Regions from separate parts of the Homo sapiens genome. Here all the other regions are linked to region 3. A link is a loop called in an ENCODE intact Hi-C map of the cell type or tissue named here. Cell type or tissue: MCF 10A. All regions are shown on one strand.

Region 1 (8,000 bases), 1.0 Mb after region 3:
CCAAATATGTAAAGCAAATACAGGCATACCTTGTTTTATTGCATTTTGCTTTATTGCACCTCACAGATACTGTTTTATTTATTTATTTATTTTTTACAGATTGAAGGTTTGTTGTAACACTGTGTCGAGCAAGTCTATTGGCACCATTTTTTTCAACAGCATGTGTTCACTTTTGGCACAGAGGTGTCAGCATTTTCAGCATTTTTTTTAGCAATAAAGCATTTTTTAATTAAAGTATGTACATTTTTTAGACATAAGGCTATTGCACACATAGTAGACTACAGTATAGTATAAACCTAACTTTTATATGTACTGGGAAATAAAAAAGTTTTTGTGTGACTTGCTTTATTGCGATATTTTCTTTATTGCGATGGTCTGGAACCAAACCCACAATATCTCTAAGGTATGCCTGTAAGTTAAAGGGAAGTTGGAAGAAAATTTCACCATAGGAAGTGAAAACAAATTTCAGTTTACAGGCCCATAATCTTTGCCCCAAGGAAGGTTTTTAGAGAGGCTAAAAAACAACCTTGTCTTTTGCTGGAGGGGTAGTCCACTACCCAGTTAGCAATACAAGCTAGTGAGGATTCTCACCTTATCAGTGGCACTTAGAATCATATTTAGGAGAAAATGAAGGGCTCATGAAACTCTTTAATCTGTTTGCATCTGGTGATGTGAAACTTCAGGTTCATGTCAATGAAAACAATCAAAATAAAAGAGGGGAGTCATTTCAATTCTAGCAGATCCTAGAGTGACGGGGAAACTGGGATTATATTGTTTAGGGATGCCTAATAAAAACAATTGTGCTTTATTTCGTAGGACACACCAGCTATTAGAGGCATTTTTCAGAGCTGAGGTTTATTATTATTGTTGTTATTGGGTGACTGGCTATTACTTGAGCTCTCACTGTATTTCAGGCTCTGTGCTAACTTTACATGGGTTTTCTCAGTTAGTTCTCAATAAACCTTACTATTAGGTTGGTGCAAAAGTAATTGTGGGTTTGCAATTGTTTTAATGGCAAAAACCACAATTACCTTTACACCAACCTAATATCATTAGCTCTCTCTTAACACATGAGAACGTCTTTGCTCATAGATGTTAATGACTTGCCCAAGTTCACACTTTAACATGAAGCACTTCATTCTCCTGTTTGGTTCTGGCCTAGTTTATTTTGGATAATCCTGTTTTCATGATTAGATCTATTGTACATTGAGGACTTTTCAATTGGTAGATCAAGTCCTACTGGTGAATTCTAAAGCTTTGCCAGACAAATGTTCAAAATATTTGCCAATGATCTTGTGCAAAGACCACGATAAGAATCTTTGCCTAGATTCCTGGCTGGGAAGAAAATACAGAGGGTGCTGTCTCCTCAGATTTTTCTCTAGTCATGAATCTAGACCTTCATCAATCATTCTTGGAGCCCTTAATATGTGCTAGATTAAGTCGAGGAGGGGAGACAGATTGGCAAACTGGCAAGTGTTGTGAAGTATTGAAGGCATAAAGAGAGGAAAGTAAAGCAAGGAAAAGGAAATAGACAATTCCCCCAGGGAGAGGGCAATGCAGAGGAACACAAGAGCTTCCTCTATCAGATGGGTATAGATTCAAGGTCATCTTTATTCCACCCTCCTTCTCTAGTGATGCTCCTCACATATGGCAAAGTTTTCTATCTTGGCTGGATATGGTCACCTCAGTCTTCTACATAATAGAATATGATCATCTACTTTTCAAGATCACCAGAGTCTTCTGAGAAGCCATCCAGCTGCTCAAGAGATGCAATGACATCTGCTTAAAATACTGAGTATTAATTCCTATTATATTAATAATATACAATCTTACCAATATGGTTGAGAATTGTTGGTTGATAGAATTTGCATGGTTATACACTTAGACTAAGGAATTAACAGGGTAATTTTAAAAGTTGTGAAGTACCTACTGTATGCCACACCACAGGTTACAATACTGATGATACAGAGATTTGTGGGACAAAATCCCTGACATCAAGCTGGTCACAGTTAACCAGGGAGACAACATATCCAGATAACTGTAATAACCTATTTTAGGTAAAATAATAGAGGTTTGTTTAGAGTTCTGTGGTTATTTCTGCCTCGATAAAATCAAGGAATTCTTCCAGAAAAAGTGACATTTAGACTAGCTCTTGAAACATGAATAGGAATTTCCAAGGTTTTCTGGAGAGAGCCCTGGGAGTCTGTTGGGGGAGGCAGCATTAGATACTGGTACAAGAGCAAAACCAGAGGGGAGGAAGGTTTGTGACAGTGTGGGAAGAAAGAGGAATGTGGTTAGGATGTAGAGTGCACAGGCAAGTGGTAGGAGATAAAACAGAAAGGGCAGGTTGGGGATTTATTTTGAACAACTTCAAATTCCCTTTCACCTCTGATCCTTTCCCACAACTCCCTAAATCTTTAATGACCAAGATGTTTCTGCTTTCATAATTTCAGGAAACCAAATGAAGGCAATTTATCACAGCAAATCCACAATTGACAGCCCTTCCTAAAATTATTTTTTTTTAGTATCTCTGTCCTTTTCTTTTAGTAGCACTTTACTGGAATAGCTGACACCCTAACCATGGAACATCTCAGCAGAACTGACTTTACAGAAGGTCCTCAACAACACCAGGAAGGAAGTGTTCTACCTTTGTGGAGATCTAGAATTTTGAACATTAATAATTTTAAAAATACGTAACCATTGTTTTCTTAATATTTGATGTGGTTTTCCTTCTTCAAGGAGAGCTAAGATCCTGCTAGCCTTGAACTTTTCAGCCTTGACTATTTGTTAAGTTCGGAGAGTGGAAAGAAAAATCATTGCAGGCTTTTTTTATAGAATGGAAATTTTTTTAAAATTCATCTTGATGTAGCCGAGAAAGGAGCTGAATGAAGTCCCATAAATTTTTTTTTAAAAGAAATTCACCTTAGAGTTCAGAGGAAGTGTGGATATCTTTAGTTTGAGAAGGACTTATTTTTAAGGAGACTATGGGAAAACTTGGAAAATAGGCTTGGGGTGAATAATCTCTTTTACTTGATGTTATTCCCAAAAGGATTTCTTCCTCCCACTCTTCCCTGACCCCATCACCTTTCTCTCTCTTTCTCTCTCTGTCATCTGTAACTCTGTATCTCTTCATTTTTCCCTTTCTCTCTCTTTCTACATCGCTCCCCCTCCCATTACCACATAGGCACACACACACTTGTCTACAAACCTATAGAGCCATAGTTCAGTGAAACCTCACTTAAATAGGTGTATTCCAGAAAAGTGAGTTTTCTAGATTACAGGAAGTTCCACTTGTCACTCAGTAACTTTTATACAAAGTTTAACTGCTGTTAGTGAAAATGTTCCTAAAATGCTGGGCACACTTTTCTACCTTCTTAAATAAAGTGTGATAAATATAATTTAAACGTTATAATTTTGCCACTAAAAAGTTATTACTTTGAGACCCATCCCTAAACTCTAAGTTTTTATTTTCTTATTTTTTTTCCATCTCACTCTCTGCAATAAAATAGCTACAGTGTTCTGGGTACCCCAAATTTCTACCCAGTCCTTCATTCAAGACCGAATTCCCTAAATTCCCAGCCTCAACTGCTATTTGCTGCCCCCTGCTGGCATCTGGTGACAGTACCTCTCTACTTGAACTGGGGGAGGGGAGGTGTGCCCTCCTTAACCCTTTGTTGTATGCATTAATCCCTCACATTCAAATTTTGTTTTAGTTCTCGCTACAGAAAGAGAAATGTATTCTAGAAAGTATACATTAAATAATGTCACATTAATTCCCAGCAAAATCTCAAAGTGGATTATTAAAGATGTGGTTTGTGTGCACTGAAAAAAACCTAATGATCTTGTGTGGAGCAATAGGTCTCTATATACACATGAAATATATTAACACCAATAACCTGATCTTCTTTTAAATGAGAATTACTAACCTGTGTTAGTGAAATGCTACAGTTGTTGATTACATTGGTTTTGCATGAATTCAGATTGTTGATGGCTTTGTGATCCCTTTCCTTTTCTTCGTAGCTTTTTCCTCGCCGCACCATCACTTCCTCCATGATGAAACTGAACTCTTGGCCAGAGCATTGTATAGGAGTATAAATACACAGTGAACAAACCTGAGCCCCTAGAGGGCAAAGATGGCACTTCACTTTTAAATTTTTGTGTCTCTCTAACATGTATATCAGTGTGTGGTATATTTGTGTCAAAATATATTGAGACTTAGTAACTAGGAGGATGATGTTGGATAAGATCCTTATATCTCTGGCCTTCATTATAATTAATTAACTGATTTATTTTTGAGAAGAAGTGTCACTCTGTCGTCCAGGCTAGAGCAGAGTGGTGCAGTCTTTACTCACGGCAACCTCTGTTTCCTGGGTTCAAGCGATTCTCATGCCTCAGCCTCCCAAGTAGCTGGGATTACAGGTGTGCACCACCACGCCTGGATATTTTTTTGTGTTTTTAGTAGAGATGGGGTTTCACCATGTTGGCCAGGCTGGTCTCGAACTCCTGGCCTCAAGTGATCCACCCGCCTCAGCCTCCCAAAGTGCTGGGATTACAGGCTTAAGCCACCTCGCCCAGCCTCTGATCTTCATTTTTATCACCTATATAATGATCTAGAGGAAGCATATCTCCAAGGACCTAAGACACTTTAAAAATCGCTGTACACAGGTATAACCTTCTCAGATATTACCGAGTAGAGCAGAACTAGTTGTACCAATTCTAAAAGCCCTCTGTTTTGAGTGATGATTTTAGAGTGATTTTTACTGATGCTTATATCCCTGTTTAGTAGTTTTACTACTTCTGTCTCCTGTTGATAAGCTGTTAGCTCTCCATTCTCACTTCTTCAGTACTAATCACCCCTCTCCCACCTCTTATTTGCTGATGCTAAACCTCTGCATCTTGGAAACCAATATTCTTATTTATGTTACATAATACTAAACAAAAATGTTTGAAATTCTGACACCCTGTAGCCCTTTGTGGTAACGTTAGGTTTGTTTCACTTCATCCTGTGGCAGACAGCATGTGGCCTTTGTGAGAACTATTCCCTCAGCCCTGTCCCCATGAAGTTCTGCTCTGTGGCTATATTTCAGACAGATGATGTCGCCAAAAATCTGATCTTTAAATGAGTTAGGGGCATTGTTACATAATCGCTGGTAGACCACCTGTGTATTTCTATTCAGAGCATAATCTGCCTCCATATGTTGGCTGATATGTGAATAGATCAGTGTGTAAATCAGAGCACAAATATTTAGTGAGAATTTTCCCTCACTTTGTGTAAGCTTCTGATCATGGAGATTCAAAGAAGTGAAAGGCAGAATCCCTAGTCTCAGGAAGATGTGACACAGATAATATCACTGTTACATAAAAAAAATAAACATTAGAAGCCACAGAACAGTTGTGTTTAGCAGTCAAGTGCAGAGCTCAGAGATTCAGTACCTTGCCTTCAGAGGCTAAATAGGCTACAGTGAATTTCTTTGGTCAAAAAGCTTCTAGGGCAGTCTACTGGGTATGAAGGTTCTGACAGAGCTCTGTGACATTTTGTTAACTGAGGTAAGCTGACTGTTTTTTCAGACAGGTTTTAGCTGCCATCTTGTGTCCCATCCCTTCTTCTCTGAGAATGGCTGATCCATTACTCCTCCTTCTTTATTGCTCCAGGAAGCTTCTATCTTTCCATGCTGTAGCTTGGTGCTTGCCCCAACTACCCTGTAGATTGTGGGCCTGTTTAGAAGTTAAAGGTGCATTTCTTCCAATCAGCTAAAAATAGACTCCTTCATGTACATTGCTCCTCCAAGAAATACGACCTGGTGATTTTATGACCATTCAGGTTCAGCTTCCAAAATATAGATACGGAGTGAGAGGAAGAACATGGACTCAGTGATAGATGAACCTGGCTCTGAATTGTGCTCCCCCATTTCTTGATTGTTATACTCTTGCCAAGCTCCTGAGATTCTCTAAGCCTTAGTTTCTTCAGCTGTAAATACAGGATAACAAGGAGCTATGCTTCAGAGGAATAAATTTGGCAGAAATAATTATGATAGTCTAGAGGGGAATGAGAAAGTGCTGGTTGAGAGACCAGTTGAGAAATTGATCTCAGTGTACAAAAAAGTGATAAAGTGGTCTGACCAAGAGGTAGTTTTTTAAAATATAAACTGGCCTAAAAAATCCAGGGTAGATGATTGTTGTCAATTAAAAAAAACACACACACATGATCTAGGTGCTCTTGTTGAAGGTATTGGTGGGCAAGACTGCAAAGATATGATTCTGAAACTTAATGAGGTCAGGGACTTTATGCATCTTGTTATTCTAGTGCCTTCCATGGTGTGTGCTTCCTTATAGATAGTCATTTTATAAATGTATTTGATGAATGAAAATCATCACATTTTAGTCTTGCCACATCCTAGCTCAGTGACACCTGAGGCTGTGGCATTTGACTGGTATCCAGTGCTAATTATGCCCAAAGTAGAATCCAATATGGCTTGAAGGGCTTTATTTTATGGCATTTTTGCAAGGCTAAACTTGTGAGTCAGACAATTCTGTGTTAGTATCCTCGATTTCTTATAAACTGTACTGAATAAGTTGTTTTATTGTCCTAAGCCTCAGTTTCATCTTCTATAAAGTGAGGATAATATCATCAACCTAAATGGTGTAAAGAGTACCAACAACATATGTACAATTGTTAGCATATTACGCAGCACATAATAATATATAAACAGTAACATTTAGCTATCTGTTATCTTTATTGTTGTTGTCAGTGCAATTATATCCAATCCTCCCTAGCCATTCAGCAATGGTCAGTCTTTGCTTACAAGCTAGACCATATGAAAGAATCCAGTTCAGTGCAAAGCTCACAGTGGGTCAGTCACACACCTGGATCTTGAGAACCAGACTTAGTAAAGCCTACATCTGAATGGGGGAGTGGCACAGTAAAGCACTACCCTTTGTTGCTTCCCTTTTACCCTCTTATCAGGACAACTAGGCAGTGACTGAATGAAAGACTTGCCTTTCCTATTAGTGCAGAGTTAATGCTGCTGGAACACAGCTCCTCCATCCACATTCCATCCATGATTCTCTGGCAAGAGTCATTGGCATTCAGGGTACAATGTACATGCTTGCCTCCTTCACCTATATTCCAACTGCATTATTCCATAGGAATGCTATGGAAGGGACTTGGCTGTAATCATGTTTCATTTGTAGAGTGGTTATTCCAATAGATTTTAGATGAAGTAAGTTTTAAGGACTAATCTGGAAACTGTCATTACCCCCCTGCCCCAACTCCAGTCCCCTTAAATATTTCATCACTGCTCTCCAAAGCCCCATCTCACACATCATGATTTTTATGGGGACACTAAGTTCCCCAACCAACCTACAAATGGTTTCTGGAATGCAGATGGTTGGGACGTTTTCATCATTATTGTGATTGTTACGAAAGGAGTAGTAGTACAGAGATGTGATCGAGGGCTCCTGGCTCTGTGTTGGTCTCTGCCATTCACTTGCTTTCTGTCCTTGGAGCAGTCATATCTTCCTCTGGGACTCAGTTTGCTCATCTGTAAAAAGAGGGTTTTTTACTACATGCTCACTGAAGCCTCTTCCAGCTCTAAAGGCCTCTGATTCAGCAAAACTCTTATTAATGAAGCTATTACAAAAGGCTTGTGTTGGATTGATTATGGTGGCCACTGCTTTCCTGGGCTGTCACAGTCCTCACTTCTTCCTTTTCCCCTCACGTCCCTGTGGTATGTTGGCATAGGATGAGTCACTGCCGGCTATGGCATACATCCAGAAATGGAATGCCATCCTCCTTCCTGGCACAGGGAGGGAGAAGTGTGACTTTTTATATCCCCTCCTATTGATTAATGACATCTACTTCATAAGAATTATGATTACTCTGGTCTCATCAAGCCACTTCTAAGAATACAAATTCTATGCATTTACTGCAACCTCAGGACAAGATTGACCTCGGAAAGGCTTTGGGAACACTTTAGAAAACATCTCTTCCTCCCACTGAA
Region 2 (8,000 bases), 1.7 Mb after region 3:
TCTCTTCTATTCCCTAATTTCTTCTGTTATCTCTTTTCCTCCTTTTTAAACTAATCTCCTTGTATCCTCTTTAACTTTCTTTTCTTATCTTTTTCCTACACTTCCTCTCCACACTTATTTCTGGGAAGCTTATATACTCCTGCAATTTGAATATTGCTGTTATGTTGACAGTGATAAAATAGACATATCTATCACAAAACTCTCTCCTGGCTGCAGGCCCCCATTTCCTACTGTCAAAGATACAGCTCCGCTGTGCTCCAGGCTGGAATTCACTTTCCCAAATACCTTCCCTGTAACCTCACTACTTATTGCACCACGCTGTCCTATGAGCAGTGGTAAAAGTAAGCACGATGGATTCATATACATCGAGCTTCTGATCCTGGCTCAACCACTTGACTGCTGTGCAACTTCAAGAATAATTTCAAACCTATTTGAGATTTTTATCTTATGCAAAATAACTTGATAATCCTTACCTCATAATTTTGTCATGATGATTATGATGACACATAAAAAACTGAGTTATTCTATCCTTAGGGGTTCATTATAATGGATTAAACATAATCCCACATGCGGTGGGTTCCTTAGGATGCTTCTTTATCTCTTTAGGGATTCTAGGGGAATTTGGTACCTGATTTTCCTATTATATTTGGTTTTGAGATCCTACTTTCAGTGAATGAGAGCAAATAATAGACTTATTTTGGTAGTAAGTAAAAAATATGGCCACAATTTTTTTGCAGTAACTTTCATTAACAGATGGGCTTCATTTCCTTAGCCTTTGAATTTGGGGTGGCTCTGTGACTCTACTTTGACCAATAGAAGATGACACAGTGACACAGTGCGATTTCTGAGCCTAAAGCTCAAGAGGTCTTGCAGCTTCCACCACTGCTGTCTCAGAACACTGAAACTTACTAAAGGATAATTTTCTTTTCTGTGAAGAGAGATACCAAAAGTACTGTCCTCATTAAGATTTTTTTAAGGATTACATGAGATGGTACAGGTCAAAGGTTCAGCACAGAGTAAGTATTTGGTAAACGTAATCTATTTTCCTCTATAGTTTCCTCATTATTATAAAAAACAACATTATTTTAATTGTAAAACTCTCTCCAAGCCATAGTGAATTCCAGGTCACTCTTCATATTGTATATACTCTCCCCTCCTTGCCATTGTGCATTATTACCTCCTTCTATAATGTCTTTCTTCACCCTGAAACCAAATTTTATTCATTGTGTTCGTTCGTACCCATTCCCTAAGGACCAATTTATGAATTATCTTCATGCATTCTTCTTTTAGCCTTCCTTCCCCAAACTAAATCCATCTCTCCCTTTTTCCCAGCTGCACACCCACAACACCTTGTATGACTCTCCACTCTCATATTTACTACATCAGTGTAAATTCGTGTTCATTTTTGTGTGTCCAGGAAAGACTGATATTTTGGGGAGCAGGCATCATACAAATATTTCTTTATATTATCATTATTGTCATGATTATGGCCACAATTTATTCTGGGTTTCCATGAGACAGACCTTACATTAATCACATGTTTCTGATGCTTTGACATCTGATGCCATACTGGCCCCTAAGATACTGCCCCTCGCAAGGCTAGACGATTTCTAGAAATAGTGAACAACTCACCTGGGAGCGTGCCTTTCACATGCAAACCAACCAATCCAGAATCCAAACTGCAATCACCTCTTTATGCTGCTCTTACAAACTAGGCCACTCTTCTCCTGTCCTGATCACCTCAGGATCAGATACCAGAAAACTAGGGACAGGCGCTATGCCCTGGAGCGCCCCACAATTATTTAAAATGGACAATCCTAAGCCTGATCACCCTGCCTTGCCTGTTTCTTCCTGGGGAGACCAGAATAAAGACTCTTGCCAACATTTTCTCCTTGCTCCCTCTGCCTCCCAAATGACCCTGGTGCTTCCTCATGTGGCCCCAGTCGTGTGTCATACTGCTTCCTCTTGTGATCTGTGACTATAACAAGCTATCTTTTTAAAGGTAATCGTCTCCTGAACTGTTGTCCTTGCCATGCCCAAATAACAATAATACCTGTATTATTATTGTTATGATTTTGAGATGGAGTTTTCACTCTTGTTGCCCAGGCTGGAGTGCAATGACGCAATCTCGGCTCACTGCAACCTCCACCTCCCAGGTTCAAGCAATTCTCCTGCTTCAGCCTCCTGAGTAGCTGGGATTACAGGCATGCGCCACCACACCTGGCTAATTTTGTATTTTTTAGTAGAGACAGGGTTTCTCCATGTTGGTCAGGCTGGTCTCGAACTCCCGACCTCAAGTGATCCGCCAGCCTTGGCCTCCCAAAGTGCTGGGATTACAGGCGTGAGCCACTGCACCCAGCCAATAACACCTATATTTTAAAAGAGACTCTTTAATTCATTTTTAAAATCACTTAAATTTTCTTACTGTGAGCACACGTGGTTGACTTTTTATAGAGATAAGAAAACTATACATAGGGAGGTTAACTTGTTCAAGGTCACAAGACTGTTAGGCAATGCCTATAATTCAAATCCTGGATATTATTGTCTCCAGATTCTGAGTTCTTTGCTGCTATTTGGTACAGCCTGTAAGACTTCCTCAGTCACAGCTGTCCCCTTCCACAGGGTTGACTAAGACAGGGGACCCCCAACCCCTGGGCAATGAACTAGCACTGGTCCTAGCTTTTTAGGAACCCAGTGGCACAGCAAGAGATGAGCATGAGTGAAGCTTCATCTTTATTTACAGCTACTCCCCATGGCTGCATTACCACCTGAGCTCTGCCTCATGTCACATAAATGGTGGCATTAGATTCTCATAGGAGCATGATCCCTATTGTGTACTGTGCATGTGAGGTTGCCCAATCCTTACGAAAATCTAATGCCTGATGATCCGTCAGTCTCCCATCACCCCCAAATGGGAACTTCTAGTTGCAGGAAAACAAGCTCAGGGCTACCGCTGATTCAAGATTATGGTGAATTGTTTCATTATTGCATTATATCTTACAATGCAATAATAATAGAAATAAAGTGCATAATAAATGTAACACGCTTGAATCATCCCTAAACCATCCCTCTATCTCCCCGCCCCTGGTGCATGGAAAAATTGTCTCCCACAAAACCTGTCCCTGGTACCAGAAAAGGTTGGGGACTGCTGGACTAAGACATATTTAGCAAAGTATGTTGCCTGGTGCTAAACATTGATTCAAGGTGTCGATTAATATATCTTAATTTCATACTTCTATTTTCTCAGTGCATCCTCTAATAATAACAAAATCGACTTCCTTTTAGTTATTGAGAGTTGGGAAAACATATGGGAATGTTTTTAAAGACCAGTTATGAAAGATATTTCTAAATGGCTGCAAAAATAAGTAAATTGTGAAATAAAGTTTGAAACAAATATTAATCCATTTGGATAAAGCTAGTTTTAGATCAGTGTAGAAATTATTAAAATAGATTTAAGCAACTCTTGAGTAGCTATGAGATCTGGGGCTATTCACTTTCTTTCTTTCTCTGGGTCTTTCTTTTCTCATCTGTAAAATGAGCTAGGGTTGGATAAAGTAACTGTACCATCGAGTCCCACCGACAGTCCAGATTGTTTCCCAGTTTTTCTCTTTTTAATTTTGGATGGTACCACTAGGTGGCAGCAGGAATTTAATAATACTTATCTTTTCCTTAGTTCTCTGGTTTCCAAAAAGATATTTTGCTTGAGTAGGAATCATTTTGGAGAATACTACTACCATACCACCACCACATTAAACACAACTAAAAAACAAAGCTAAAGCACACAGTAACGAAAACAAACCACTTCAAACTCACCTCAGCATATCACTATCTTATGAAATACATTATCACAAGGTCTAAATTTTTATTATTTATTACATATCTTAATTCTATGAACTCTAAACATGTGTATACAACTACCAGCTCAATATTTCAACTTGGATGTCTAATAAGTACCTTACACCTAAACACAGCCAAACAAAACTCAATTTCTCTCTCACAACCCTTACACCTTCAAAGCTTTTGCCATCTCAGAAAATGAAAATATTATTTCCCACGTTTCTTAATCCAAATATCTAGTAGACATAAATTGATTGCTTCTTTCCCTCCTATTCTACAACCCACCCGTCACAAATGCTTTGACTTTACCTTCCAAACCCATTGCTAAAATTTCCATTTATGTCTGTCTTCACTGCTACCATCGCTTTCTCTTGCTGGAATGAACTCAAAACCCACTAATTGGACTTCCTATTTCTCTTTTTGCGCCTCTACAATCTATGTTCTGCATTTTAACTAGAGTGATTGTTTCAAATATAATATAAATAATACCAATACGGCCGGGTGCGGTGGCTCACTCCTGTAATCCCAGCACTTTGGGAGGCCGAGGCGGGCGGATCACGAGGTCAGGAGATCAAGACCATCCTGGCTAACACGGTGAAACCCCGTCTTTACTAAAAAAAAATACAAAGAATTAGCCAGGCGAGGTGGCGGGTGCCTGTAGTCCCAGCTACTCTGGAGGCTGAGGCAAGAGAATGGCGTGAACCCCGCGGGGCGGAGCCTGCAGTGAGCCGAGATTGTGCCACTGCACTCCAGCCTGGGCGACAGAGAGATTCTGTCTCAAAAAAAAAAAAAAAAAAAAAAAAATACCAATACTACTCTGTGGTTTAAAACTCTCCGCTATAGCGTGCATATTTGTTCCCTCAAAATCTCATGTTGCAATTTGATCCTAGTGTTGGATGTGGGGTCTAATCAGAGGTTTTTGGGACATGGGAGTGGATCCCCCCTCATGAACAGATGGGTTGGAAGGAGTGAATGAGTTCTAGCTCTATTACTTCCAGTGAGAGCTTGTTAAAAAGAGCCTAGTACCTCCCACTTCTCTGTCTTATTTCCTCTCTTGTCATGTGGTCTCTCCGAACTGGCTCTCCTTCACCTTCTTTCATGAATGGAAGCAGCCTGACACCCTCACCAGATCTTCCGTTCTCCAGCCAGCAGAATCATGGGCCAATAAGCCTCTTTATTTCAGTTTGGTGCAAAATTAATCGCAGTTTTTGCCATTACTTTCAATGATAAAAACAGCAATTACTTTTGCACCAACCTAATACATTACCTAGCCTCAGTTATTCCTTTATAACAACACTAAATGGACTAAGACACCCTCCAAAATATTCTCATTGCCCTTAAAAAAATTCCAACTCTATGCCATGATCTATGCATGTTTTCATAATCCCGTGGCTTTCTACCCTTACAGTTTACACATTCACTCCTCTGCTCCAGCAACACTGAGCATCTCCCAACCTACAAACACACACACACACACCCCAATCCCTCCTGCTTTAAGTTGGTTCTTCCCTCTGTCTGGAAGGCTCCAATACTACCAATGCCTGGCCTCTTTTCATCCTTCAAGTCTCAGCTTATGGAAGTCCTACCTGCCTAGACCATCTGTGGTGCCAATGGACACTTTCTTTACATTAGCCTAATTTGTTTCCATTTCAGCAATTACCACTCTTTGAATTATCTTGTCTGTTTGTTTGTTTACTTGCTTATTATCTTTCCTCACTAAAATGTGTTACTTAGGCCAGAAATAGATCATGTATTCACCACAGTGCATATATTTCAAATGAAGTATGGATATAATTGGATTTTTCATGAAAGGTTAAAAGGGTACACCAACATCACAGGGAGAAACAGGATTTCCCTATGGATCTTTGGTCTTCATTGAATCCAGCCATTTAAAAGCACTTATTTTTCCGTGAAAATCCTCATATTACAAGCATTTTTGGTCTTAATGTTTTTTTCTCTCTCAGTAACCATTTAACAACAAAATAATGTTATTTATAGCCTCTTAGCAATGACAACAAGTAACATTTGAGTCCTTACTCTGTGCTAAGCCCAGGGCTAAATACTTTATATTTCCAGTATACTAATTATTAAAACTTCTCTGTGATTGGAGTTCATACTGACATTTTCTAAAATATTACAGTCAATGCAGCAAATGAGAGTAAGGGCTACTGCCAAAATCTCCCAGGTCTGAAGCTAGTATATACTGGAGCCAGGACCTCATCTCTAGCAGTACTGGTCCAGAGACTGTCCATTCATTCAACTGCCTTTTTGCCTTGGTTTGTTGTGGCTGCTAAACAAATTACCACAAATGTAGTGGCTTAAAACAATGCTTATTTATTCTCTTACAGTTGCAGAAGTCAGAAGTCTGAAGTCATTTTTACTAGGTTAAAGTTAAGGTGTAGTTAGAGCTAATTTATTCTGGATTCTAGGCAGGAAGAATTTGTTTTCTTGACTTTTCAACTTCTAGTGGCTGCCTGTATTTCTTGGCAGTGACTCCAAAGTGCAGCAGTCCAGTCTCTCCTTCAGTCATTACATCACCTTCTCCTCTGCCTCTGACTCCTCCTGCCTCCTTTTTATAAGGATCCTTGTGATTACAGTGAGCTAAACCAGATAATCCGGAGTATTTTCCCACATCTCAAGATTCTTAATCACACACACATTCAAAGTCCTCTTTGCTGTATCAAGTAACCTTCCCAAGTTCCAGGGATTGGGTTGCAGATATATTTGGGGGACCATTTATTAAGCCTCATCACACAACCCCATTGCTAGCCAGAGATAGGGAGGAGATACTGGGGTGTCATATGCATGACCTAAGTGACTTGCCTCCACACACCAGTCTCTCTACAAGTAATTTAACCTACTGCTTCAGCAAAATTACAGAATGCAGAACATCATGGACCTTTGACTTCACTCACAAATAATTGATGCTGAAAATGCTTGTGGTATACTATATATTGATAATAAACATGCCTGCAAAGTGTTAAACACAAATGTTGAAAACTAAGTTCTAATTCATTCCCTTTCTACCTCTTAAGAATCACTCTGACATGCTACAGATAATTATTATTTGAAAAGGGAGAATACTTTTTATAAGGTTCAAAAACCTTTGCTTATTACAGATATGACCTAAATGAATTAACTTAAAAAAAATTAATGCTGGGCTTTATTAAACCAGCTCCTCAATGCCAGTTGTTAAAAAATGATACTGGCAAGCAGTGAAATACCTTGTAAAGTGCCCAGTAGCATCTATAAATAAATTTACAATTCACTTAGGATGGAAACAGTAAAGAGGAAGACTAGAATATATCAATAGGGCTGTAAAATGATGCTTTTGCTTCCATTTACTTCTGACCTCTCAATTACAAAGGCTCCTCAAAAGAGGGTAGAGCGTCACCCCCACATTGCTGCTCTCAGCATATCTGGCAACACAGACCTTCCATTGAAACTTTCATTTCATTACATCCCTGGAGGCAGAAGAACTTTCCAAGTCCAAAGTGGTTCTTTAAGAGGAATAGTTTAAGCACAGGATCATCTGCAATCAAGGTCAAATTGTCTCCATGGTACACTTTTTAAAAAAGCCACTATAACTGAGAGTTTCGATTTATTTCTCTTTTGCAACGAGATGAGAATATATGATACTACTAGGAGAAATTGTAATTTTGCTATAAAGAAGCGTTTTTCAAATTGTTTCTGACAAAACATGAGATCATTTTGTAAGAAAAAAGTTTGAAATATTGTTGACAAATGTTTATTCTATGGTTCTCTTACAGGAATTTGAAATACCAGAGTAGCTTAACAAAGACTCTGAGAAGTCCTGCAATAAGGAAGTATCATTAACTTTGTTGAACATTTTTTACCATTGACTCCATGATATAGTTTGAATATTTGTCCCCACTCAAATCCCATGTTGAATTGTAATCCCCCATTTTGGGAGTGGGGCCTGGTGGGAGGTGTTTGGGTCATGGGGGCAGACACCTCATGGCTTGGCACTGTACTTGCAACAGTGAGTGAGTTCTCATGAGATCTGGTTAACTGTTTGGCACCTCCTCCCTCCTCACTCCTACAAGAGATGTGAAGGAGTGCCATGTGATGTGCAAGCTCCTACTTCGCCTTCTACCATGAGTAAAAGCTCCCCGAGGCCTCCACAGAAAATGAGCAGATGC
Region 3 (8,000 bases):
GAAGCAGCCATTAATCAATCTATTAGTGCATTCAGCAACATTTATCAAAGTGCCTCCCCAGAACTGTTTTGGATGCTGTTGTGGGCGCATGCAAAAATGAACTAAATATAGATTTTTGTCATCCAAGAATTTTAAGTCAATTTGTAATTATTGGTTCCTGGTTCCATAACTTTTTTTTTTTTTTTTTTTGGTGCTGGCTCAGATGTATACCTTCATCTATTCTAAGGTTAAGGCAATCCTTATAATTTTCTTCCTTTTTCTTGTTTGTTTGTTTTTTGTGTGTGTGTTTAAAATCTTGCTTATATTTGACTTTATTTTATTCTCACATCTTCTGAGTACATTAAAGTTAAAGGTAGATCATAAATCGAAAACATTCTTAAAGGTCTCTCTACTCAAATTATTTGGTGTTATTGTATCTCAGAAAGTATAATGAATTGCCTGTAGCAAATAAATAAAATCAGAACCTTTATACTCAATGGTTCGGTTTGGTACATATCCATGAAAATAATAAATGTTAAAAAGGATGCTAGCCGTTGATTCCTGGCATGCTATTCTACATTTGGCTACATTACAACGTTAAAAGGATTTAGTGCATATATCAAATTGTGGATCTGCTTGTTTTAAAATTTCATCTGTAATTCCACATGCAACCCCCACCCCCATACACACTCACAAGATCTGAATATGGTAACAAGGAAATCCTAGTAACTGTAGCGTTGGAAAAATGGTTCATATGGAAATAAGCCATTTGGCTAGTAAAGCTGGTGATTTTGTTCTCTAGGTGGCACTATTACTTCAATTTTTGGTGAGTTGCTTAAATTACTTGGAACTGCCCGTTTATTTTCTTTGAATTCCCATTTTATAAATTTTAATTTTATACAAGCTAGTTGTAATTAAACGACAGGTTGCCTTCTAGGTTTTATTTCAGTAAGTCAATTTGAAGTTCAGTGATTTTTTATCATATAATTTTATGTTTCCTTACTATACTGTCTTAGTTTTAAGAAATCCTCCCTTGCCTGACCTCCTCTCTCCAAAAATGCAGAGGCATGTCAAAAACACAGAGGGTCGTCATAAAGTTTCCGTCAGACCAAAGGAACCAAGATGAAAGCATGTTTAAGAGCTACTAGGTTCTGGGAGATTTCAAAATCAGGACATTACTACCATGACAACCAATGAAAAGTTCTTTCAAGTGAACCTTTGGGGAAAACTATATAACGTTCCTTACTCTCTAGGCTCTCTGGAAATAAACTTTTACTTTATTATGGCTGTCACTAAAGCTTGTAAATTTACTTTGCTTCCTTCCAATCGTTCTCCTGTCCCACACTCAGCCCCCTAACTCACTTAATGCAACCCATCCTCAAACATCAATCTATAAATGAGACATCAGGGCAATGAGCCACTTCTTAGCATCTAGTATATTTGATAAGATTTGTCTCATCAAGAGGATAAGTGCCCTAGAGCTTCTACTTGAACTTAAATACTTAATTTAAATGAAAGCTTCCACACTTATCTGACCAGATACTCAAATTTTTCTACAGAAAAGAGAATACCTTCCTGTTCCACTTAAAGAACACACACATTTACCACTCCCCCTCCTCTCCCCTGCAAAAGGTTTTCAATGTCAGTACATTAGTGAGCTCCATTTTGCATCTGCCATCAATAATGATTCCATATAGTCAATAATTGGGTTCATGACCTTTCTAAATCTTTACAGTGTAAATATTCTGGAAATCCAGTGAGGCACTTAAGTATAAAATTATTTAGGATTAAATAATTCTATGCCTTAAGTAGAAGTTTAAGAGGACGTTTAGGACACACATGACTAAGCCTACAAATACCAAAGCCACTCTATGTTTCCTAGGTTTAAATACCACATGCAAATAACATACGGATTTCATTTGCCAGCATCATTTATTGCCTAACATTACTCCATACTAAACAGAGTAAATGGATGCAGAGTGTAACCAGTAAGTTTGCTCATTCACTTTTGAAGCTCATCTGTGCATGTTATTCATCCTAATAAAGAAAATTTATCACAACACAACTTGATGCGATTCTTGTTCAAATGATTTCCTCTTCCATTGAACAACAGCCAGCACTTAAAACCTAGAATTCCACAGAATTCTCTCCTCGATTCCTCTTTAAAATGCAATTCACAGTTTGAGATCACAGAGCCTGCCAGTGGCTGAATGGCTGCACTAGATGGCTGAGAGTCCTTCAATTAAGCAACAATTTTGCAATTAGTGGAAACTGAGTGCTCTATAACAATTGTTTGAAAACAAGTTGAGACAAGTTAGCAATTACCCTATAAAAGGGACATATTCACTTTTGTTGGATAGGCGAGACCCCTCACACAAATTGAACTCTTCCACACAGGGAGATGCAAGTTGAAAATTAATGTTTTAATCACTAAAATCAAATCCATATTATGGGCACCTGAAATGGGAGTGCCTTTCTTCTCAAAAGATATTCAGAGTTTAGCTATCATCCACTCTCTATGCTGTCTGTTTTTATTCAGGAAGTCTGAAATTGTTCTTCTGTACTCCGGGATTAATTTCCTACATCTCAAAATGTTAATAAACTACTTGAACATGACCTTTCCATTCTGTAAATTTCCTTAAGAGTAAGTCTACGATTGAGACCCAAAGCTGCTGGCTGTGTTATATTTCACAGTTCACAGTTCTCTCTCTCTCTCTCTCCCCCTCTACACACACGCGCACGTGCACGCACACACACACACACACACACAGAGAGAGAGAGAGAGAGAGAGAGAGAGAGAGCACCCCAGGTTTTAGAAGATGAATGTAAAAAGAATGTAAACAAGTTCTCTGCTATACTATCAGGTGGGCGTGCCCAGCTCACTGTGCGTGCTGAACTACAAACCAGTGCTATTCATATAAGAAATGATATCAATCATCTACATTTTGACTATTGAAAAGCTGGGACTCTTAAAGATTCCAGGAAAAAGGGAATAGCTTACATTTTCATGGCGCCCCTTTTAAACAGGAAACCCACGGACTTTGAGCCAGGATTTTAGAAATTTGCATTTCTTTTTTTACAGGATTTTCCCTCCTGGTGAGTCAAAATGAACAAGAAATACCCCAGGACCTCCCTTCCCTCCTTGGCCATTAATGAGATGAAGGCAATTAACTCACATAGTATAAATGAATCATTTGAGGTGATGACTGCATTTTAGGCAAATGATGACTTTCTTGGTTCCATTGGTTTGCAAGTAAAAGTTACACACATTGAAAAGACACTGAAACAGATTTCCTAAATGCTTCATTTTCTGGATGCACCAATGTTGACCTACTATACATGTTAAATGGTTTTAAAATATCACCTTAAAATAAAGGAAACTTCCAGCTACTAACTCAGCTCTGAATGGGCTATGAAAGGCTCCAAAGGTATGTGAAAAATTACTGTTATTTTGCTTTAAAAAATGTGATGTCTAAGAGTGTCTGCAATGTTCTAATGCTTCAAAACATGTACGTAAGCCTTGTTTATCTGGAAATCATTTCTTTCTGCTTATATCATTTATAAATAGAAAATGTTCTGTAATAACTTAAAATAGTTCCACATACATAATGCTTTTAGTGTCATAATACTTACTACTGGTCTATATTTACCAACATTTATCACATTTTACAAAATGAAGTAGAAGAAAAAAAAGACAACGACTTTATGGCCCTGGAATTCCAGTAATGGTGACCAACATGTTTTAAATTCCAGTAAAGGTTATGGTTACATTTCAACAAGTGTCTCTTTCCTTTTTTTTACCTCTCCTGCTAACCCAGAGGTAAATTTCCCAAAAAAAAAAAAAAAAAAAAAAAAAAAAAAGTCTTAAGCAAGGCATTTGCAAAATCAGAAAACAGGAACAGGAGTTTAGTGATTGTTTTTAAAAGGTGCTGTTCCCAGGGTCAAAACTTTGTGGTGTAATTTCAACATGCTATGTTACCTATTATGTGTAATGCCTTGAAACGCTACATGCCATAACATCAGAAATCTCCAACCTAAAAATTATGTTGCATGAGATAAGCATTGAAGGCACACACGTTCATACAAATTAAATCTGTAATTATGCCTCAATAAGTTAAAATGTAAAGACATATCAAATTGTAAGACCAAAATGGCTTTTGACCTTACAACAAACTCATATAAAAATAGATTTTTCCATAATAATAAAGGGGAGAGAGAGATTTTGCAGGATATTGAGTCAGTAGGGAGGGGTCTCATTTAATATCATGTCGCCTTTTATATGCAGTTAGAAAATCAACGTTCCCAATTACATATTACTTTGCTTTAAAAGATTACTAGGAGGATTAATAAACACTCAGAAATATGCCTTTCTTTGCTTCTGGCCAAGAACATTCCTGCGTGCTTGTCGGAAAATGTTCTTTGGTTGCTACTGACATTAAGGAGTAAGTGCAGGATAACTAGAGGACCCTAAAATAAGATCCAAGAAGCCCTAACACACCGCCAATCGAGGCTTATCAAAGCTCCCCCAGCGCGAGGAAAACTTGCATAGAAGCCAAACAAGAACGAGGAGTCAAAATCCACCGACGACGAGTCGCACGCCCCACCGAGCTGGAGTCAGCAGCACCATTCAACAAGTCCCTCCTACCAGCTCTCTAAGGGATCCCGCAAAACCTTCCTTTACCACTTCCCCACCCCCAGCCTCCCGCCCCCAGTAGCTGCTCTTGGCAGCATGGCCGGCAGAGGGCACCCTCTACCTTCCCTAGCTTCGTTCTCTGGGTCCCCTCCTCCTCCTCGCCTCCCCTCCACCCCGGTCCCTCATCCCCGCTCTACCCCCAACACACAAACACTGCATCCTCCAGTTCACCCTCGCAGCCCCGAGGCTTCTTCCTTAGGGATGCCCCTAGTCTGTAATCTCCCCTTCTTCTTGCCCGTCAGGCACAGAGCCCCCAATCCTCAGCTATTTCTTTCCAGGAGTAACTCACTCACCCATTCCTCTTCCCGGCTCTGCATCCCCAGAGACTAACCCGAGTCAAGAATCCCCCACGTACATCCCAACCACTCCCCGAAAGTCAAAACTCTTAACTTCCCTGGAGGGCGCTTCAGAAGAGGGGCGCAGGATGGGTAGAGATGTGGGTTCGGCCTGCCCGAGAGTGTCGCAGACCCTTTCAGTTCCCAGCGGTAGGAATTCCGCCTCCCAAGTTTTCCAAGCTACATTGGCTTCGGACTTGTAAGTCCACTTCAGTCTCAATTCCTGGGGAGCAGGTAGCCGTGTGCAGCTCCGGGGAAGGGATGCGGGCTGAAGGCGCAAGCTTCCCTCCCACTCCCCCCGCAAGTCGGCGCGGGGACCACCCACCCCCTGGAAGGATTCCTAGCCTAGCCCCAGCACCCTCCCCTCAGTCAGGACCCTCGACAGCTCTGGCCCCCTAAGTCTCTCTCGACTACTCCTGGGCTGGGGGAGGGCTGCGAGGGATCCCCGGGTCGCCGTCTTTGCTCCCATCACGCAGCTCTGGGTCTCCTCCAGGCCTTCCCTCCTCTACTTCGTGACTTCCCCGGGTCCCTTTTTCCCTGGTGGTGCCGGCTGACCTTCTGGGTTGTGGGATGGGGGAGAAAACTCCCCAAGAGTAACTCCAAATCGTCCCTTCTACCGGAGGGGAGGAAAGAAGGAGACTGGCCTCGTCCCACAACTTTGGGGTGGGGGATCCCCCAGTCAACTCTCTCCCGCGGACGGGCAGCTCCTGCACCAAGCCCCATTCCCAGCGCTTGCCTACCTCGGGGTCCACACAAACCTCACGGGTCCCCGGCGGCGGAGTCACATCGTGGTTCCGATTCTGGCTCCAGCGCCCAGCCCCGGTCCCCGTCGCGGTGCTGCTCCCCGCCGGCCCCACAGCAGCGGTGGGTGTCTCATTAAAGCCCCCCGAGCAGGAGGTGGAGGGGCGCACCGGGCTGGCTCCTCTGTCCGGCCCGGGAGCCCGAGGCGCTACGGGGTGCGCGGGACAGCGAGCGGGCGGGTGCGCCCGGGCGCGGCGGCGGCAGCGTCGGGGACCCGGAGCTCCAGGCTGCGCCTTGCGCCCGGGTCAGACATTATTTAGCTCTTCGGTTGAGCTTCGATTGGTCAAACGGCGCCGCCCCCCCCCCCCCGCCCCCCGCCCCCCGCTCCCCGCTCGCCCGCGCTACCGATACCCGTTCGAGGCGGCCGCTTAAAGGGAACGCCGCGTCTTTTCCTCGCGCGGGGAACCGAGGGGCGCCCGGAACTCCCCGCTCCCCCGGGGCCTGTCCTCACCTCCTCCCCTAGGGCCCCGCGACATCGCCCTGCGAGTCCTGCGCCCTCCTGGGGCGCCTTGGACAGGACGCCCGCGGCTTCGAGGGGTGTTCCAGCCCCAGCCTCAGCCCCGGGGAACCCCGCGTCCCGCGCCCTCTGCAGAAACCCCGGCTGTGGGCGCTGGGGCGGGAGGGAGCGAGTGAGAATCGCACGCCCCGAGGTCTCGCTCCCCTAGCTTTCAACTCTCCCCTTCCTCCCCATCCCAGCACCCAAGTTCTCTGGGAGAGGGCGTGCGTTTCCCGGGCCACAGACACACCTTCCCGCACCTTCCTGCACTACGGAGCTTGCGAACGCGAGCACACAATGAAATCGCACAGAGCATGGGGGCTATTGGTTTACTCTGCTGCCTTAAACACGCCGGCTTAAACAGAGTTCGCGCACTGACCTCTCTAGAGTTTGCCTAATAGGAATTCAATCAAGATAATAACAGCATTTTTTATTGATGAACGCCCCCAGATAACGTTACACCAAGTTACTTGTTCCAGCCAGGAAGCCCAGGCAATGACAGACCTCGCTAAAGCCACACGCTTTCTAGCCGACCAAACAGAAAAACGGAAAGAGAAAGAAAGAAAACAAACCCACCTTTTCAGTCACTACTTGTCAAAGTAACCATCAAGGCAGCTGCTCCGGGAAAGACTTCGGCCCCAAAACTCCCACACTCTATTATTTTTTCACGTTCCCTTCGCTTAATTAAAGGGGGGAGGGGGCGCGAGTCTTTGGTGCCCGGTATGTACTCCTTCTGTTCTGCAGCAAAGAAGTTAAATTATTGATAGTGGAAATTGCATGGCGGAGGTAATACTCGCACCCCATCAGCGAGAAGCTCCATTTGATCTCGGCAGAGGCAGGGAGATTTCATGCTAGTTCGCCGGGGGGAGCGGCAGCGAGAGCAGCCCTCTCCGCGGTGAATGGGAAAGTGGGTGGGAGTCCACGAGAGGGCTCCACGGTGCCTTGACGTGCGCTGTCATATGATACCTCCGCTGCCTCGAAATAGACACTCTAGTGCACGAATTACCAGAATCAAAATTCAGCGCATTTAAAATGATACATCTTTTATTAGAAGAGTTCCGTTCCAGGGCATTGCATGCTTTTGCAGATGTTTTCACTTCCAGCCCCAGCAAACACACGTATAAGCTAACCCTTTTAATAACGAACCAGGGCAGCCAAGATAAATAAAAAGTCTTCTGCTTTAACCAGAGTGGGGGTAGGTGATTCGAGGGTGGGGGCAGAACTGGCTCAGTTAATCCTCCCCCGCCCTCCACCCCCACCACTGCCCGCAGCAAAAGAGCAAATAGCCTTTCGGGTTCTCATTTGCCTGTAGCCAAGACCCTTGAAGAGAACTTATATGGCTAGGGTCCAGAGGACATTTTCAATTATCCATTTGATGAACTCTGTCAACCGTCTACCTGTGTTTCTGCTTTAAAGCTGAATTTTCTTCTCATTAGTTCAACCAATTTGTGCAGACCTTAAAATTTAGAATAAAGAATAAGACAGCAGTACCGTACTTAACTTGGAGTCCCTGGACCTCCTCGGAGCATAAAAATCACCTGGGTGAGTGTTAAAATGAAGGTCCCTCCTCCTGAAATTGTGATTTAGTAGGGGTGGGGCAGGGCCCAGGAGTTATAATTTTAATAAATACCACAAGCAATTCGAATGCAGACAATCTGAAGTCACACTTTGAGAAACACTCTCTTGGGGGTACAAC

Evidence for each region. Hi-C counts contacts between places; a loop is a spot of excess contacts. Peaks named below come from ENCODE experiments on the same cell type or tissue, not always from the same donor. Only the 100,000 strongest peaks of a DNase experiment are listed, where the experiment ranks them.
Region 1: it touches region 3 in a loop (16-fold over the local background); 60 of 110 quality-filtered maps call a loop at or near these places.
Region 2: a loop joins it to region 3, with 4 times the contacts of the local background. A loop is called at or near these places in 2 of 110 quality-filtered maps.

What each region holds. Positions count from the first base shown.
Region 1 is chr11:28,694,513-28,702,512 of GRCh38, forward strand. No RefSeq gene overlaps it. Among named protein-coding and RNA genes, the nearest start is that of LINC02758, 160 kb to the left of the region's middle. In MCF 10A, a CTCF peak has its summit at 3,613 (motif pointing left); DNase peaks (open chromatin) are centred at 3,599 and 7,759.
Region 2 is chr11:29,429,285-29,437,284 of GRCh38, forward strand. The region is part of intron 2 of LINC02755 (long intergenic non-protein coding RNA 2755); the gene reads right to left. Among named protein-coding and RNA genes, the nearest start is that of LINC02755, 160 kb to the right of the region's middle. In MCF 10A, a CTCF peak has its summit at 3,635 (motif pointing right); no DNase peak of the experiment used is centred here.
Region 3 is chr11:27,694,417-27,702,416 of GRCh38, forward strand. It overlaps BDNF (brain derived neurotrophic factor), which reads right to left and starts at 6,039. Exons shown (of 2, transcript NM_001709.5): 1 at 5,748-6,039. It overlaps BDNF-AS (BDNF antisense RNA), which reads left to right. Exons shown (of 7, transcript NR_033315.1): 7 at 3,062-3,755. In MCF 10A, CTCF peaks have their summits at 821 (motif pointing right) and 4,713 (motif pointing right); DNase peaks (open chromatin) are centred at 4,715 and 5,175.